3 separate regions of the Homo sapiens genome follow, and regions 2 and 3 are each linked to region 1. The links are chromatin contacts, found by Hi-C or POLR2A ChIA-PET in ENCODE. All regions are on one chromosome and are shown on one strand. The core of a region is the stretch at or near the end of the contact, and the rest is flanking DNA. Distances in the headings are between cores, read along the strand shown. Region 1 holds the start of EXOC7 (exocyst complex component 7). Region 2 overlaps TEN1 (TEN1 subunit of CST complex). Region 3 overlaps RNF157 (ring finger protein 157).

Region 1 (3,345 bases), core at 239-2,738:
AAAAAAAAAGAGAGAGAGAGAGAGACTCAGGTTAAATGCTGGACCAGGCCCTCAAAGGTAGTCCACCTGAGCCCAAAACACCCTCTCTACAGCGGCTAACTAGCCCCGCTACTCTATTCTGTGACATCTAACAGTTTAAACTTTCTCCTACTTAGCCCTTTGGACTACACAAGGACCATGTCAGCGAAATCATCCTGGGTATTTCCTGACACAGGAATCAGCCTTTTATCTCCCCCACCTACAACAGGATTGAAATTGTCCTCTTGCCTGAGGGAAGGCTGCCCATCCCTCTCCAGGCTCTGTGCACCCACTTCCTCCTCCTCCTCCTCTTCGGGTGACTATGGGTGGAGTGAGCGCTTGGGAACCCTAGAGCTTGGGTTCTTCCTTCTCTCCTTCTCTCCTTAGGCCGGGAGCAGGGGCTCACGCCTGTAATCTCAGGACTTTGGAAGGCCAAGGCGGGTGGATCACTTGAGGTCAGGAGTTCGAGACTAGCCTGGGCAACATGGCGAAACCCTGTCTCTACTAATAATACAAAAAAATTAGCCGGGCGTGTTGGCAGCCGCCTGTAATCCCAGCTACTCGGGACGCTGAGGCACGAGAATCACTTGAACCCGGGAGGCAGAGACTGCAATGAGCCAAGATCGTGCCACTTGCACTCCAGCCTGGGCGACAGAGTGAGACTCTCTCTCAAAAGAAAAGAAAGGAAAAAAAAAGCTTGGTGTCCCCCCTGCCCGCCCCAAACCTTCTCATCTACCAGCACATGCCTCCTTGTCTATCTTCCGGGTGTCTGGACACTGAGGCCACAGAAGGACTGAACCAAGCTGGTCGGCCTTGTCCTTTCTCAAGGCTGGGGGCCAGAGGCAGGGTGGGCAGGGACGGGTTAGAGGAAGGAGTAACTCGAGGTTTTGCAGGAGCTGGGTCTGCAACCACAACATCCAGCCCCGCAGGGAAGTTGATCCAGGGGCGCCCCCCACCCCGTCCCCTGGAGCTGCAGTTGGACGCTGGGTCTGGGCCTGGAGCTCCGGAGCAGCCCCGCCAGCCCACAGGATACGTTTTTGCGTAATGCAGGGTGGAAGGCGGAAACAAGTACACAAGCCCCTGGTTCATTACATGGACACACGTTAGGCATCTACTGTGTCACCTGCTCCGTGCGGGGCTTTGTGGGAAACGCAATTGGCCTTGGTGCCTGCCCATAGAATGCGACCTGGGGAAAGGAATTCGTCGCCTTCCCCAGCAGTCTTTATCAAAAGGGTCGGTCTTTCAACGAAAACAGCAAGTGAGCTCTAAGTGTCCTGCCAGCCGCGGGACATAAGGCCGATCGAAAACCTCTGCTGAGGCAAGGAACCCGCGTCGAGGTCCCTTGCAGCATCCGAATACACTTCTCTTCCCAGCCACGCTCAAAATGGCCGTCGGTCCGTTCTTGGGCTCCGCGCAGGCGCACTTCAGCCTGCGATTCCCAACATGGCTCCGCCCAGGCGTCCCGGGGCGGGACCAAGAGCGGAAGTGGGTGTGACGGGGACGGGGGCCCGGTGGGCCCGCGGAGGAAAGATACTGGGGAGTGGGAGCCGCGGGGTTCAGAGCGATGATTCCCCCACAGGAGGCATCCGCTCGACGGCGGGAGATTGAGGACAAGCTGAAGCAGGTGGGCGTGGGCCTGGGGAGGCTGGGGAGGAGGTGAGGGAAAGGGGCCAACAGCGGGGCCTGATTGTCTACTCATGGAGGAGGCAGGGGTGGGAGGGAGCGCACCCAGCGAGGAGATGGGGTTGGGGGCTAGGCCGTGGGGTTGGGACGCAGTGGTCTCCTTTAGCTTCTGGTTTCTGGTGATGTCCTCCCCTTGCCTGCCCCCAGGAGGAGGAGACTCTGTCCTTCATCCGAGACAGCCTGGAGAAGAGCGACCAGCTCACTAAGAACATGGTGAGTCTCCCCGCAGCTGGGGGAGAGGGCAGGCCTCCGGACCCTGGGGGAGAGCCTTGCGACCTGGCGGTTCCGGTTCCTGCGGCCTGGAGTTCTGGAATGGGCAGCGACGGAGGCAGTGTGTGGGTTTATCTAGCAACAGTTTGGCATCTCTCCTGCCTAGCCCCCTCCCCATGTTCCGTACCCTCACTGAGGAGGCTGCACTTCCCACTGGCCTGGACTTGCTGCTTTCTGTCTAAGCTCGCCATTCTTCCTTCTCTCCTTCTGCAAACACTCAGTGAGTCTGACCAGTTGGGCTAGGTACTGGGCATATGTCATTGTCAGTGGACTCTCTGCCCAGGAGGTTGGCACTTTGAGATTCCTGAGGGCAGAGAAGACTCAGCCTTCACTCCAGAGGACTTTAGGGAAAGAAAGAGCTCTAAAGTCAGGCAGATCTGGGATCTAGTCCTTGCCCTTCTGCTTAAATGTGCGGCTCCTGATAGGTAACTGGTGTCAGCGAATTCATCTGCTAAAACAGAGACTGTGCCAGCCTCCCAGTGTGTCTGTGAAGGTCATATGCGCTAATGCATGCGACTGCATCTTGCACAGTGCCTGGTATACAATAGGTGCTCAATAAGTGAGTTTCCTTCTTTATTCCTAGGGGAGACTGGAAAAGCACAAAGTGAGTAAATACAAACTTGTATTTGCATTTAGTCACACAATAATAAAGTCCTAGTCCTTTTCTAAAAATTTTAATTTTTAAATTTTTTTTTTTAGAGGCAGAGTCTGGCTGTGTTGTGCAGGCTAGAGTGCAGTGGCATGACTGTAGCTCACTGCAGTCTCTAACTCCTGGGCTCAGGCAGTCCTCCTGCCTCGGCCTCCTAGCAGCTGGGACTGTAGGCACACACCACCACGCCTTGCTAATTGTGTGTGTGTGTGTGTGTGTGTGTGTGTGTGTGTGTGTCTGTGTGTGTAGACAGGGTCTCACTGTGTTGTCCAGGCTTGTCTTGAACTCCTAGTCTCAAGCTAACCTCCCGCCTCAGCCTCCCAAATTCTGGGTATTACAGGCATGAACCATCACGCCCAGCCTCTAGTCCTTATTCAATGAGTTTCATCCTTAGAGAGGGTTTTGAAGATACAGCAATGCATTTGAGGCTACTCTGTATGAAACTACTTCCAGTCCGGTTTAGGAATGCTTCAGAGAGAACAGAAGTTGAGATTTGGCTTCAAAGGGTGGAAGGGAAGCCATCTTGGGCTGATTATTTTAAGAAGAATTAATTTGATGCTTGGTTTGCCTTCAAATAAAATTTCAACCAATTTGTCTTAGACCACCTACTATATGCCAGGCACATGATAGGTGCTGAAGATACAGTGGGGAACAGGTACACCCTGTTCCTTCGCTTGTGGAGTTTATTGTCTAGAAAACCAGAGAAAAGGCAGGAAATGCCGAAG
Region 2 (3,456 bases), core at 623-3,122, 110 kb after region 1:
CAGCTTCCTGAGGAGCTGGGACTACAGGGACGCACCACCACACCCAGCTAATTTTTGTATTTCTTGTAGAGATGGGGTCTCGCCATGTTGCCCAGGCTGGTTTCAAACTCCTGGGGTCAAGTGATCTGCCCGCCTCGGCCTCCCAACATGCATGGATTATAGGCGTGAGCCACTGTGCATTGCTGACATTTTTTTTTTCTTTCTTTTTTCCCCAGTCATAGCTTGCAAGAGAAAAAAAAAAGTTAAAAAAATTTTTTGCACTCATGCTCTTTCTGCTCTCTGAGCACTTTAATAAATAGATTTCCGAGATGGGTGGATCACCTGAGGTCAGGAGTTCATGACCAGCTTGGCCAACACGGCAAAACCCCGTCTCTACTAAAAATACAAAAATTAGCCAGGTGTGGTAGCTGGCACCTGTAAACCCAGCTACTCGGGAGGCTGAGGCAGGAGAATCGCTTGAACCTGGGAGGCAGACGTTGCAGTGAGCCGAGATCAAGCCACTGCACTCCAGCCTGGGCAACAGAGTGAGACTCTGTCTCAAAATAAGTAAATAAATAGATTCAATGTTCTAGGCTATTACATTGTTTTCTTTTGACGCTGTTTGAGATAAAGGCTCTGCCTGCCCTTTCCTCTAGTCTAGGTCATTTATAGCACAGCCTGAGGGCAGAATTCAGGGTGTCATCCTGCCTAGCTGTCTATACAGGCTACCCTTAGGCAATGAACTCATTTGAAACATGAGGTTGCCTGTGTGTCTCAGCTTCTGTTAGCCCCAGTGCTGACACAGGTCAGAGAGGAATCGGGGCGTGGCGCGGTGGCTCCCAACACTGTAATCCCAACACTTTGGGAGGGCAAGACAAGCAGATCACTTGAGGCCAGGAGCTCAAGACCAGCCTGGCCAACAAGCGAAAACCCTGTCTCTACTAAAAATACAAAAGTTACCCAGGCCCGACTACTTGGGAGGCTGAGGCACGAGAATCACTTGAACCGGGGAGGTGGATGTCGCAGTGAGCCAAGATTGCGCCACTGCACTCCAGCCTGGGAAACAGAATGAGACTCTGTCTCAAAAAAAAAAAAAAAAGGAAAAAAAAAGGAAAAAGGCCAGGCGCAGTGGCTCACATCTGTAATCCCAGCACTCTGGGAGGCTGACGCAGGCGGATCACCTGAGGTCAGGAGCTGAAGACCAGCCTGGCCAACATGGTGAAACCCTGTCTCTACTAAAAAGACAAAAATTAGCTGGGTGTGGTGGCGGGCACCTGTAATCCCAGCTACTAGGGAGGCTGAGGCAGAATCGCTTGAACCCAGGAAGCAGAGGTTGCAGTAAGCAGAGATCGTGCCACTGCACTCCCAGCCTGGGTGACAGAGCGAGACTCCATCTCAGGAAAAAAAAAAAAAGATTAAGAACCTGGAGCAAAGAAGAAGGGCCTGGGTTATAAAAAGCAGTCAGAATGCAGTGGGGTGAGGCCTGGGAAGAGGAAGGGGTTATACGGAGCACAGATGTTCTTTTAGGAGGTTTGTCTGCAAAGGGAGGGAAGGTCATGGGCAGGTAGGTCAGACTCTAGTGTAGAAGATGACTTCTTGTCATTGAGACTATTATTTCCATATAGAGGAGGCTTGAACACCTTATATGTGGACAGGGAAGAACTGTGGTAACCCCTTAGGTAGGAGGGACCCCGCTTCCTCTTAGACTAGAGGAAGGAGCTAACGGTGGCCGTTTCAGTGTCTGATGGTCGGTGGCCGTTTCAGTGTCTGATGGTAGGAGGAAGAACGGCTGCCTGTGGCCTCGATTCTAGCTGGCTCATAAAGCAATAAGCCGGGAGGGACAGGGGAGGAGAGGAAGTGGGTTCTTGTGAGGCAGGGGAATTTCTGGACTAGCTGTGGTGGCGCCGGGGAGGGGGGTGTGGCCAGGACACAGGAAGGATTTCTAGGCAGAGCAGGGGAATGCCAGTGAGCCCCTGAAATCATTGAGCTCCAAATCCTTGGAGTTCTGTGATCTTTCTGCACTCAACAGTTGGCAGAACCAGGAGGGTGGAGGCTGGGGTCTTGGGGCAGGAGTGAAGCTGCCAGGAAAGTGGCTGAAATGGTAGTGAGGCCCAACGGGGAAGAGAGATGGGGGAGAAAGCCCGGGAGTCCTGAGTCCACAGGTCCTGATAGGGCAAGAGGGACGCAGCAGAAGTAGAAGGGAGAGTGGATGGCATGCAATTTCAGGAAAACAAGTCCAAGGTGCAGCAGCAGGCGTGGGAGGTGGAATTGGGGCAGAGGTGCACAGTGGTGGAACTGGTTGGCAGCAGGGAGACAGGGAGGGATGTGTGATGCTGACACACCCGAGGAGCCGGGGAAACTCCGGCCCTGCTCCAGACTCTGTGGGTGTGTGGTTTGGGGAGAAAGGTTTGGGCAAGTCCCAGAGCTGTAAGGATGCTCGAAGAGGGAGGTGCACAGGGGACACACAGGAAGGTTTCCCTCCCTCCCTTTCTCTTCTCTTTTCTCTTTCTTTTCTTTTCTTTCTTTTTCTTTCTTTCTCTCTCTCTTTTTTTTTTTTTTTTTGACAGGGTCTCACTCTGTCACCCAGGCTGCAGTACAGTGGTACAGTCTCAGCTCACTGCAATCTCTGCCTCCCTGGCTCAAGTGATCCTCCCACCTCAGCCTCCCCAGTAGCTGGGACTACAGGCATGTGTGCAACAACGCACCCTGCTAATTTTTGCATTTTTTGTAGAGACGGGGTTTCACCATGTTACCCAGGCTGGTTATTATTATTATTTTTTTTTGAGATGGAGTTTTGCTCTTGTCACCCAGGCTGGAGTGCAATGGTGTGATCTCAGCTCACTGCAACCTCCGCCTCCCAGTTTCAAGCGATTCTCCTGCCTTGGCCTCCTGAATAGCTGGGATTACAGGCATGTGCCACCACGCTCAGCTAATTTCGTATTTTTTGTAGAGACAGGGTTTCACCATGTTGGTCAGGCCGGTCTCGAACTCCTGACCTCAAGTGATCCACCCACCTCGGCCTCCCAAAGTGCTGGGATTACAGGCGTGAGCCACCACACCCGGCCGTCCAGGCTGGTCTTGAACTCCTGGACTCAAGTAATCCACCAGCCTCAGCCTCCCAAAAGTTCTGAGATTACAGGCATGAGCCACTGTGCCCAGCCTCTTTTCTTTTTCTTTAGAAACAGGGTCTCATTTTGTCACCCAGGTTGGAGTGCAGTGGCATGATCATAGCTCACTGCAGCATCGAACTCCTGCCTCAAGCCATCCTCCTGCCTCAGCCTCCCAAGTAGCTGGGACTACAAGCACAAGCCACCACACCCCACTAATATTTTCATTTTTGTAGAGATGGCGTCTCTCTGCGTTGCCCAGGTTGGTCTCAAACTCCTGGGTTCAAGTGATCCTCCCACCTCAGCCTCCGAACATGCTAGATTAGTGAGCTCCTGAGCCCAGCCACACAAGGAAGGTTTCTGAGGGCAA
Region 3 (3,319 bases), core at 640-3,139, 100 kb before region 1:
AGGAGGCTGAGGCAGGAGAATCGCTTGAACCCAGGAGGCGGAGGTTGCAGTAAGCCAAGATCATTCCACTGCACTCCAGCCTGGGCGACAGAGTGAGACTCCGTCTCAAAAAAACAAAAACAAAAATGAAAGTAGCCGTTTCTTCTATTAATAACATGGACTTGATGTTTGCATCTGTTTCTGTCTTTTTCCTTTCATCTGATGTAAAGATAGTTTATATATTTTTAAAAAAATTTTGGCCTTTTCAGTCCATAAAGATGATATAAAAATAAGTAAATCAGGGATGTCCAATCTTTTGGGTTCCCTGGGCCACATTGGAAGAAGAAGAATTGTCACATTGGGCCACACACGGAATACACTAGCAGTAACGATAGCTGATGAGCTAAAAAAGAAAAAAAAAAACGCAAAAAAATCTTACAATGTTTTAAGAAAGTTTACGAGTTTCTGTTGGGCCACATTAAAAGCCATCTACCCCTGGGCCGCAGGTTGGACAAGCTTGAAGTAAATGCTGCTTTAGGTTCAACTTGAAGTTTATGCTGGCTGGCAGACTTTTCCTAAGTTTGCCTATGCCGACCTATGAATGACTGAGCTCTTTCTGAAATGCTAGGTAGCAGCCTTAACCTTAAAGTTGAGGCTTTTTCCCAAAGAAGATCAAGCTGGGCACAGTGGCATGTGCCTGTGGTCCCAGCTACTCAGGAGGCTGAGGCTGAGATGGGAGGATCACCTGAGCCCAGGAGAATTCGAGTCCAGTTTGAGCAATATAGCAAGACCTCCATCTTAATCAATCAATCAATAAATGCCACTTAAAAAAAAAAAGAACATCAACATTGGAGTTTTTGTTGTTGCTTTTATGTAGTAATCATTAAGTATGCTTAATGTTACACATAGCAAATGAATTTTTTTTTTTTTTTGAGGCAGAGTCTCACTCTGTCACCCAAGCTGGAGTGCAGTGGCACGATCTTGGCTTACTGCAGCCACAGTCTCCTAGGCTCAAGTGATTCTCCTGCCTCAGCCTCCTGACTAGCTGGGATTACAGGTGCCTGCCACCACACCTGGCTAATTTTTGTGTTTTTTTAGTAGAGATGGGGTTTCACCATGTTGGACAGGTTGGTCTTGAACTCCTGATCTCAGGTGATCTGCCCATCTCGGCCTCCCAAAGTGCTGGGATTACAGGTGTGAGCCACCGCGCTGGCAAATGTTTTTAAAAGACATAATTTTATATTAGGAAAGCAAATCAGAGTAACTTCATATAGCTGCATAAAAATGTAGTATAGAGAATAAATGCCACATGTTTCTCTTTTTCTTTTCCCCACAGGTTATTTGATAATAATAATGATGGCTAACATTTGAACACCTAGTTTTTGCCAGGGCTGATTGTTCTAAGCTTTTCATCTGTGTTGTCTCATTTTGTCCTCACATCATGATGAAAAAGGTCCTCATTCAACAGGTGAAGAACATGTGGCACAGAGAGTTTAAAGACTGCACAGCCTGTAAGGGATCAGGATTGGAACCTAACAGTCTGGCTCCAGAGCCTGAACCATGCTGCCATTTTTGCTAATTAGGCCAGGTGTACTCAGAAACTCTGCCCACATCCTGTTTGTGAGTCCATTGTGTAGATCTTCAAGTGCAATTTCTGAAATATTGGTATCTGAAAGTGGAATGAGGCCAGCACAGTGGCTCATGCCTGTAGTCCCAGCTGCTCAGGAGGCCGAGGCCTATAGATCTCTTGAGCCTAGAAATTGAAAACCAGCCTGGGCAACATAGCGAGACCCTCATCTCTACAAAATATAAAATGATAAAAATTAGCCAGGCGTGGTGGTGCATGCCTCTAGTCCCAGCTACTCAGGAGACTGAGGTGGGAGGATCACTTGAGCCCAGGATGCCAAGGCTTCAGTGAGCTATGATCACTGCAGCCTGGGCAACAGAGCAAGAACCTGTCTCAATAAATAAATAAATAAAAGTAGACGAGTGGCAGTGATATGTTCTCTTGGAGCGCCTCTTCAGAGTTCGTATTCCATGTGTAATTCCATCTGCTGAGCTGACCTCTGGGTTTTGCCATTACTGCACAACATGCTTGTTTAGGGGAAGGCTCAGAGATTGAAGATTGACATGTAGCTTGAGTTCTAAACAGCTGACTTCCACTCTCTAGCAAAAGATCTTGGGTGTCAGCACATGAGTGTTAGGTTACAGGGGAGCAAGAAAGAGAACAACCTTTTAAAGCCATCCAGCAGCATGCGGCAAGAACGACTCCTCTTTGCAGAGAGAGTGAATATGGGCAGTGAAATATGTTAAAATGAATTGTTATATTAAGCTATAAATGCCATAGACTTCCTGGCTTGTGCAATTCCCTGTCATTTCTGAATGAGCAGACTAAAAAGTTTGTCATTTGACTGAGCTGTACTTCGCACCACAGATCTACCACTTAGGATAATCCATCAAAGCCAATTTTTTTTTTTCCCCTAGAGATAGGGACTTGCCCTGTCACCCAGGCTGGAGTGCAGTGGCGTGATCATTGCTCACTGCAGCCTCAAACTCTTGGGCTTAAATGATCTGCCTGCCTCAGTCTCCTGAGTAGCTGGGAATAAAGGTGCATGCTACTACACTGGGCTAATTTTTAAAATTTTTTTTGTAGAGACAGGGTCTTTCTTGCTTTATTGCCCAGGCTGATCTCAATCTCCTAGCTTCAAGCAGTCCTCCTGCCTCAGCCTTCCAAAGTGTTGGGATTGCAGGTGTGAGCCACCAAGCCCGGCCCAAAGCCAAATTTATTATCAAGTCTTAAGGGTCAGATTTAAAGAAACTAGAGTGTGTGTATATACAGAAAGATGGTGGAAGAAAGTTGGAATCTAGATTTCAAGTTTTATTTATATCTTACCATTAAACTCTTTGTAACCTTGGCAAACGTATCACTCAGGTGCTCAGATTACCTGCTTGTAGCATGGAGGTAGTTCTGACTTTAGAATAATGTAATGCTTGGAAGATTCCTTGTAATTGCTGGACAAAAAGCAGCATGCAGCAATGTTAGCTATACTTGCTACCTTTCCAGTTGGTTATTTCTACAGCTACTTGTCATTCTAGGTAGGGTTCTTCACTGTTTTCTTTGTTTGTTTTTTGAGACAAAGGTTCACTCTTGTTGCCCAGGCTGGAGTGAGCCGATTGCAGTGAGCCGAGATCCCAAGATCACGCCATTGCAGTCCAGCCTGGGCAACAAGAGCGAACCACCATGCCCAGGTAATTTTTTGTATTTTTAGTAGAGACAGGGTTTCACTATGTTGTTCCAGGCTGGTCTCGAACTCCTGACCTCAGGCAATCCACCCACCTC

What was found. Hi-C counts contacts between places; a loop is a spot of excess contacts on that map. ChIA-PET counts read pairs that join two places held with the same protein, here RNA polymerase II (POLR2A). Pooled maps may share reads with other maps.
Region 2: a loop to region 1 is called in a pooled map, with 2.2 times the contacts of the local background. The contact joins the enhancer-like site here to the promoter of EXOC7 in region 1. A Hi-C loop is called at or near these places in 1 of 168 maps with a recorded cell type or tissue (Ramos) and 3 of 50 pooled maps. POLR2A ChIA-PET finds 5 or more read pairs at or near these places in 13 of 52 experiments (CD4-positive, alpha-beta memory T cell, CD8-positive, alpha-beta memory T cell, GM12878 and 10 more).
Region 3: a loop to region 1 is called in a pooled map, with 2.3 times the contacts of the local background. The contact joins the enhancer-like site here to the promoter of EXOC7 in region 1. A Hi-C loop is called at or near these places in 1 of 168 maps with a recorded cell type or tissue (endothelial cell of hepatic sinusoid) and 5 of 50 pooled maps. POLR2A ChIA-PET finds 5 or more read pairs at or near these places in 11 of 52 experiments (Caco-2, GM12878, OCI-LY7 and 8 more).

The regions. Positions count from the first base shown.
Region 1 is chr17:76,101,930-76,105,274 of GRCh38, reverse strand. It overlaps EXOC7 (exocyst complex component 7), which reads left to right and starts at 1,488. Exons shown (of 19, transcript NM_001013839.4): 1 at 1,488-1,642; 2 at 1,849-1,914. The coding sequence starts at 1,583.
Region 2 is chr17:75,995,792-75,999,247 of GRCh38, reverse strand. The region is part of intron 3 of TEN1 (TEN1 subunit of CST complex); the gene reads right to left. The region is part of intron 3 of TEN1-CDK3 (TEN1-CDK3 readthrough (NMD candidate)); the gene reads right to left. It overlaps LOC124904061 (a long non-coding RNA gene), which reads left to right. Exons shown (of 2, transcript XR_007065911.1): 2 at 1-576. Among named protein-coding and RNA genes, the nearest start is that of CDK3, 3.3 kb to the left of the region's middle. RefSeq lists enhancers at 1,652-1,701, 1,872-1,951. Within about 2 kb of position 1,872, at least 21 of the 41 ENCODE cell types and tissues checked have a DNase peak (open chromatin) inside an H3K27ac peak, as active enhancers do; they include GM12878 and PC-9, where a contact is called at or near this core.
Region 3 is chr17:76,206,566-76,209,884 of GRCh38, reverse strand. All of the region lies in intron 2 of RNF157 (ring finger protein 157), which reads left to right. Among named protein-coding and RNA genes, the nearest start is that of RNF157, 32 kb to the left of the region's middle. Within about 2 kb of position 1,889, at least 3 of the 41 ENCODE cell types and tissues checked have a DNase peak (open chromatin) inside an H3K27ac peak, as active enhancers do; they include OCI-LY7, where a contact is called at or near this core.